2 separate regions of the Homo sapiens genome follow, and region 2 is linked to region 1. Evidence: chromatin contacts called from ENCODE Hi-C or POLR2A ChIA-PET data. All regions are on one chromosome and are shown on one strand. Each heading gives the region's core, a stretch centred on a gene start or an enhancer-like site at or near the end of the contact. The rest is flanking DNA. Distances are from core to core; before and after follow the strand shown.

Region 1 (3,823 bases), core at 970-3,469:
TTCGGCCTCCCGAAGTGCTGGGATTACAGGAGTGAGCCACCGCGCCTGGCCCTACTTTGGTTTTCTTAAGATGAGATCTCGCTCTATCACCCAGGATGGAGTGCAGTGGTGCCATCACAACTCACTGCAGCCTCAACCTCCTGGGTTCAAGCAGTCCTCCCAACTCAGCCTCCCAAGTAGCTGAGACCACAAACATGCACCACCATGCTAGGATACTTTTTTTTTTTTTTTTTTTTTTTGAGACAGAGTCTAGCTCTGTAGCCCAGGCTGGAGTGCAGTGGTACAATCTCACTCACTGCTACCTCTGCCTCCTGGGTCCCGATTCAAGCAATTCTCCTGCCTCAGCCTCTCAAATAGCTGGGATTACAGGCATGCGCCACCATGCCCAGCTAATTTTTGTATTTTTAGTAGAGATGGGGTTTCACCATGCTGGCCAAGCTGGTCTTGAACTCCTGATCTCGTGATCCACGCCTTGGCCTCCCAAAGTGCTAGGATTACAGGCGTGAGCCACCGCACCCAGCCTTTTTTTTTTTTTGGTACATCTTCTTTCATACCTATGGGGACCCCTCATTTCTAAGCCCATAGAGACAGGGCTTTGCTGGTTCCGAACTCCTGGCCTCAAGCAATCCTCCCGCCTCAGCCTCCCAAAGTGCTGGAATTACAAGGGTGAGCCACTGCACCCAGCGCATGTAAATCTATTTTGTATCAGTGCAGGATATAAATAAAACTACAGTACACTTAGACAATATTCATTTGCCTCTGAAACCGGCAGAATAAAAATAAACACAGTTCAAGAATTCATGCTTAGAAAATATAAATCTACTTTAGTAGAACATCTTTAGTTATTTTTCTGTTTTTAAAAAACTTTTTTTTTTTTTTGAGATGGGGGTCTATGTTGATCAGGCTGGTCTTGAACTCCTGGCCTCAAGTGATCCTCCTATCTCAGCCTCCCAGCATGCTAGGATTGCAGGCGTTGAGCCACTGCACTGGGCCATCTTTAGTTATTTTTAAACCACATGTATGTACTATTTTGACAAAAATTATACCTAAAAATATATATATTGAAGAAGAACACAAACCTTCTCCTGGACCTCCACCACCACCACCCTTTGGAGTAATGAGTTCTCGACGAAGCTTAGCAAGACGAGCCTTAAGCAGCCCTAAGTGGTGTGCTGTGGCCTTGTTCTTTTGAGTCCGAGCCATCTAAAAGGGAGGAATCACAGCCATAAATTAGAAGCAGTGAACGCTTCCCCCAGCTTTGAGAGGATAATTTTTTTCCCCAAGTCCTACTAATGTTAGCACACCCAGTTTACAGGCTTTAAAAGAGTAAAAGTCCATTATCTCCTCCATCCAGCTCATTTCCCTCACTACAAAGCAAAGCAAAGCCCAAAGAGGAAAGACGATTAAGGTCATTCCAATTAGTGCCCCCAGACTAGACTGAAACCCGTCTGCGGGTTCCTTTTCTACTATTTGCAGCTGTTTGGATCCATCTAACACTGGGACACCACTTTCCTAATTGTAAAGCGCTCTCAGGGCCGCACGCAATGGAATCACACACTATCCAGGCGGAATAAACTGCTCCCACACAGATGTCATTTTACTTCCAGATCCGATTACCGGGAGCAAATACTCTGAATCAGGGGGTCATTAGGGTAGACACTGGGAAAAGGGGGAATAAGGGGGACGCAGCGAAGGATGATGAGGAAAGATCCTGAACTATCTGACCAAGTCAGAGATGGAATAAGGGACAGGATTCAGTGTTTCTCAGAGCAAAACGGAAAGAAACAACATCAGAACAGGAGCCAAACACTGGGAGGGGGAACGGACTAAGGGCCTAAGGTGCAGGGGTGCGGAACGCGGGCCCGGGCAAAGGGGAGTCCGAGAGCGTAGACGCGGGACGAGGGGAAAGGGGGCCCTGACTGAGGAGAGTCGGGGACTCCTAATCGTGGCAGAGGGCAGTCGGAACACGGGCCTCGCTGAGAGAAGTCGCGGAATCTAGGCCCGGTCCTGACGCGGCTCAAAGGAGAACAGGAAGGAGCGACGCCACCAAAGAAGGAATGCTCAGACTAAGAGTGAACCGCCAGCTGCGTCCATTACCTCTGCTTCTATCTCCGCGATCTTAGCTAAGGTGCTGCTCATCGTGGCGAGTACCCTGTGGCCTCCACACTGTCTCCCTTCACACACCCGCGGGCAAACTGCCACCGCCACCAGGCGCTACTGCAGCACGCAGGCGCGGTACTTCGAATTACCGCGAGAGAGTTCCGCGTAGGGGTCACCGCGAGTCGCAAAGCGTGGGGCTGTCTCCTCCCCCTCACCCGACCCCGCCCCGTCCCGCGAGCCAGTGCGGTGTCATAGAGCCCGCGGGAGCGGAGGCCAGAGAGGCCACCCCTGTCTGGGCCTCCCCGAGCGCGCCGAGGGTCGCGCGCAGCTCGGCCCCGCCCAGCGGGACCCGCTCCCAGCTGCTCTGCATGGTACTGAACGCTTCAGTGCTGGAGACCCCAGGGCGTGGTGCAAAGCCGACTCATGCTCCGCACCCCTGTTCCTCGCCAGCATCTGCGGGTCCTGGGTCCCTTTTTCACAGCTGGGGTGACACCCCGACGCCCTCCATGGTCTTGGAGGGAGTAGAGACCCATCTTCAGCCTGCCTCACCCCCTTGGATAAAGAAAATGCCCCCTTTCTATCATTCAAAATTATTTTTAGGTCGGTTTTGTTTACTCCGAACCCCGAGTAGAGCACATGGGGAGCCCAAAATAAGTGCATACTTGAATGGATAATTCCCAGAGAACTGCTGCTTGCAACATAGTTTGTAATACCAAAAAATTGAAATCTATATTAACACCCATCAGTAGGAAAATGGATAAATGAATAATGCCTCTATCCTGTTTTTGAAATATGATTACAGCCGTTAAAACGTAGATCTGTGGTCTGACTGGCTACCCAGGACATGTTAAATGGGAAAACAACTAGCAGAAGGGCACCTACGTAGTGATACCATTTATGTTATTTTTAAAATTAAATGTACATTTATATAGGTGTACGTGTATGAACGTGCAGTTTAAAGGCCTAAACAGAAAAATACATCAGAAGCTCTTAACTGTGGGATGGGATGCAAAGAAAAGGCCTTTCACATTTTATTCCACAGAATTTTGAAGTTAAATTTTTACAAGACGAATGTATCCATGTATTACTTGTGTAATAATAAAATTTAAAATTTCAAAAGACTCCTCTTCCCCAAGTGTCATGAGGAAGCCAGGACGTCCAGGAACTATGTGGTGGTTTTGAAAGCGGTTTGCCTCAGGATCAATGGGTTGTTTTGATAGATTGATTATTCCAGCGGGAGTCGACAGGCCAGGCTTAACCCACAGTCGACAGGCCAGGCTTAACCCACAGGGCTGGCCTCCACCCAGCCCTGGGAGGGAAGTTTAATTTAGTTAAATTTGTAAACAAGAACTATTCTAACTTCCCAGAGACAAAAAAGGGAGGTTTTCTTGTGCATAAAGAGGGAGAAACAGAAGGGAAAGCTTTTACAGAAGGTCCCCAAAGGGCCAAAGAGAGTTTCTTCTTTCTTTTCTTTAACCTCAGCCTTTTTCATAAATAAATTAAGGGATGATGAGGTAATTAGATCCCACACTATTAGCAATGGAGGAGGGAAGATGAGGAGGTCCAGCTGGAATGGGACATGATCAAAGATCAATCTTAAAAGACAGATAAAATCAAATCAGCAGGCCTATCCTAACTTGAAGTACTTAAGGAATTAATTGGCTGACAATATCAAGGGCATCACTGCTCTGTGAGTAGGTGCTCCTTAGCAAATCTATTATAT
Region 2 (3,823 bases), core at 394-2,893, 240 kb before region 1:
AGACCAGGGTTAGATGACTGTTGCCAGTTTAGGGCCAGTGAGAGATTTTTAATGGTAAATATGTAACCTCTTTTAAAAAAAAACAAAAACAAACAAAAAACACAACTTTTTCTTTTTTGAGAGAGTCTTGCTCTGTTGCCCAGGCTGGAGTGTAGCGGTGTGATCACAGCTTACTGCAGCCTCAACCTCCCAGGCTCAAGCGATCCTCCCACCTCAGCCTGCTGAGTAGCTGGAATTACTGGCGTGCACCACCATGCCCGGCTAATTTTTCTATATATATATATATATATATATATATATATATATATATATATTTTTTTTTTTTTTTTTTTTTTAATTTATTTATTATTATTTTTTTTTGTAGAGTTTTGCCGTGTTGCCCAGGCAGGTCTCAACCTCCTGGGCTCAAGTGATATAGCTGCCTTGGCCTCCCAAAGTGTTGAAATTATAGGCGTGAGCTACTGCGCCCAACGAATATGTAATCTTTTTAAAAAAAGGGAAAAGGTTGGGCGCGGTGGCTCACACCTGTAATCCCAGCACTTTGGGAGACCGAGATGGGTGGATCACGAGGTCAGGAGTTCAAGACCAGCCTGGCCAACATGGTGAAACCCCGTCTCTACTAAAAATACAAAAATTAGGCTGGGCGTGGTGGCTCATGCCTGTAATCCCAGCACTTTGGGAGGCTGAGGTGGGCAGATCACAAGGTCAGGAGATCGAGACCATCCTGGCTAACACGTTGAAACCCCGTCTCTACTAAAAAAAATACAAAAAATTAGCCGGGCGTGGTGGCGGGCGCCTGTAGTCCCAGCTACTTGGGAGGCTGAGGCAGGAGAATGGTGTGAACCTGGGAGGCAGAGCTTGCAGTGAGCCGAGATCGTGCCACTGCACTCCAGACTGGGAGAGAGAGTGAGACTCCATCTCAAAAACAAAAAAAAACAAAACCCAGAAATTAGCTGGGCGTGGTGGCGGGTGCCTGTAATCCCAGCTACTTGGGAGGCTGAGGCAGGAGAATCGCTTGAACCCGGAAGGTGGTTTTATTGTTTTGAGGCATGGCCCTGGGGGCTTGTGGCAAGGGCTGAGGTGTTTGGGGAGCAGCAGTGCAGGAAAGGCCTTACTCAGCTGGGCTTGCAGGTATGCTCACTCCTGTCTGAGCGCTGCTTCCTTGTTTCTAGCCTCCGTTTAGAATAAAAAAAAAATGTATAGTACAGTATTCCAATTCATCAAAAGGAATAAAGACAGATCAGCCTGTCTGGTCTACCACCATTCAGCCTAAGCATAAGGCAGAACCCTGTGAAGTGGCCTGTGTCCTCCTTCTCTCCCTGTCCCCTTCCTGGAGCCCCATGGGCCTGTGCTCAGCACGCGTCCTGGCGCCGCGGTGTACCTGGTAGTGGGCAGTATCGGACGTGTTCTCCATGTTGGTGAGCGATGTACATGCTGTAGCTTTATTATTCTCATCTATAAATAGGGCCATTCATGCCCTCATAAAGTTGTTAAATAAGAGTGATGTGTATGTAAATACCTGGCCCCATGCTGGCAGGGAGTGGAGCTTTAGTACTATTTTACTTCTTACCTAATAGGTGTGAGTGTGGAAATGGGCAAATAGTCAAGTTGGCAGGGAAGCAGAGCCTCCTGCCTGCCCCAGTGCCACCTGAACTCCTGTAGTGTTCTTATGCCACTGGAACTGGCTGGCAGGGGCCAGCTCTGACCTCAGAGAATTGTGGGCTCACTCTAGGGCAGGAGGAGATCGCAGAGGGCGGAACGGTGGCTCATACAGCCATGCCCCCAGGTGGCCCAGGACCCACCTGGGAGCTACCTCCAATGGCTTTGAGCGGTCAGTGTGTGGACAAGCGGAGGGACCGTGTCTCAAGAATATGTGGAACTCAGCGGGGCATGGTGGCTGACGCCCGTAATCCCAGCACTTTGGGAGGCAGGCAGATCACCTGAGGTCAGGAGTTTGAGATGAGCCTGGCCAACATGGTGAAACCCCATCTCTACTAAAAATACAAAAATTAGCCCAGTGTGGTGGCAGGTACCTGTAGTCCCAGCTACTTGGGAGGCTGAGGCATGAGAATTGCTTGAACCCGGGAGGCAGAGGTTGTGGTGAGCCAAGATCATTCCACTGCACTCCAGCCTGGGGGATAGAGTCAGACTCTGTCTCCAAAAAAAAGACATGGAACTTAAACACAAGGCTAAACTTCTGGGCTGGAAGGAATCGAGGGATGGCCGACTCAAGATACCTGCAGCCCTGCATGAAGCTGTCTGCCAGGAGGCTCTACCTAAAAGCAGTTTTGTTTTGTTTTGTTTTGTTTTTTGAGACGGAGTTTTACTCTTGTTGCCCAGACTGGAGTGCAATGGCACGATCTCAATTCATTGCAACCTCCACCTCCCAGGTTCAAGCGATTCTCATGCCTCAGCCTCCTGAGTAGCTGGGATTACACGTGCGTGCCACCACACCTGAGTAATTTTGTATTTTTAGTAGAGACAGGGTTTCACCATGTTGGCCAGGCTGGTCTTGAACTCTTGACCTCAGGTGATCCGCCCACCTCAGCCTCCCAAAGTGTTGGGATTACAGGCATGAGTCACCGTGCCAGGCCTAAAAGCACTTTTTCTTTTTCTTTTTCTATTTTTTTTTTTTTTTTTTTTTGAGATGGAGTCTTGCTCTGTCACCCAGGCTGAATGCAGTGGCAATCTCAGCTCACTGCAACCTCTGCTTCCTAGGTTCAAGCGATTCTCCCACCTCAGCCTCCCGAGTAGCTGGGATTACAGGCGTGCACCACCACACCTGGCTAATTTTTGTATGTTTAGTAAAGATGGGGTTTCACCATGTTGGCCAGGCTGGTGTTGAACTTCTCACCTCAGGTGATCTGCCCACCTTGACCTCCCAAAGTGCTGGGATTACAGACACTAAGTCACCACGTCTGGCCTAAAGCACTTTTTCTGAATTCCACCCCAGTCTGCCCTTCCTGAGTGCCTGGGCAGGGCCCTTGGGGAGCTGCTGGTGGGGCTCTGAATGTGCCAGGGGTATCCGGGACATCTTGCAGGCTAGTGGGACTGCCAAAAACGATTCTCAAAGATGAGTGGGGAGTTGGGCAGGGATAGGAGAATCTGGTGTGTAGAGAAATAGCCTGAAGGCACTTTGTGCTTGCCTGGCCTCTCTGCCCAGACGTTGGGGAGGCTGATGCCTGCCTGTGGTTTCTTGTACTAGCCGTTAAGACCCCAGCCATCTTCCTTGAGGGGCTTCTGCCAGCCCCCAGGGAATGAGAATTAGCCAAGAGCCAGGAAATGAGAATTAGCTGAGGACACCTTTTACCCCTGTTCCGCAGCTACCTTCTGTTCCCTGGCACAGGGCATCCCCTTAGAAGTAGTGCATGAAATTCACACAGCTGGGACCTGGCAGAGAATACAGGTGGCTTGACTGAGGCAGGGAGGCCTCCATCTGCAGGTGGCCTGAGAGCCTGCAGAGCCTCACAGTGGCACTAGGTGGCACTCCCACCCAAGGGAGTCCTAACAGAGTGGGAGGCGTGGAAATAAAGGACTCCATGGCCTGAAGGAAATAAATACAAGGTAGGAAAGTAAATTTCCAGACAATTTTTTTTCCCTAATGGAAATTCACTTGTAAGTGATTGTTCAAAATCCAGAGGCATTTCCCCACTGAAAATATGTGTGGTGGAGGTCTGGTTGGAAGGTGGGGTAGTGCTAATCTCGGCCAACTTGTGGGCTGGTTTATGGGTTTCGTTTGTTTGTTTGTTTGTTTGTTTGTTTTTTGAGACGAGTCTCGCTCTGTCGCCCAGGCTGGAGTGCTATGGTACGATCTCGGCTCACT

The links. Hi-C counts contacts between places; a loop is a spot of excess contacts on that map. ChIA-PET counts read pairs that join two places held with the same protein, here RNA polymerase II (POLR2A). Pooled maps may share reads with other maps.
Region 2: a loop to region 1 is called in a map of naive thymus-derived CD4-positive, alpha-beta T cell, with 13 times the contacts of the local background. The contact joins the enhancer-like site here to the promoter of DRG1 in region 1. A Hi-C loop is called at or near these places in 7 of 168 maps with a recorded cell type or tissue (B cell, CD4-positive, alpha-beta memory T cell, CD8-positive, alpha-beta T cell and 2 more), 17 of 37 single-sample maps with no recorded cell type and 19 of 50 pooled maps. POLR2A ChIA-PET finds 5 or more read pairs at or near these places in 10 of 52 experiments (AG04450, B cell, CD4-positive, alpha-beta memory T cell and 7 more).

The regions. Positions count from the first base shown.
Region 1 is chr22:31,398,000-31,401,822 of GRCh38, reverse strand. DRG1 (developmentally regulated GTP binding protein 1) reads right to left here and starts at 2,219. Exons shown (of 9, transcript NM_004147.4): 1 at 2,098-2,219; 2 at 1,080-1,203. The coding sequence starts at 2,139. RefSeq lists enhancers at 2,110-2,159, 1,287-2,192 and a silencer at 2,280-2,559.
Region 2 is chr22:31,633,656-31,637,478 of GRCh38, reverse strand. All of the region lies in intron 3 of PISD (phosphatidylserine decarboxylase), which reads left to right. Among named protein-coding and RNA genes, the nearest start is that of MIR7109, 14 kb to the right of the region's middle. RefSeq lists a silencer at 3,325-3,374. Within about 2 kb of position 1,643, at least 8 of the 41 ENCODE cell types and tissues checked have a DNase peak (open chromatin) inside an H3K27ac peak, as active enhancers do; they include dorsolateral prefrontal cortex, where a contact is called at or near this core.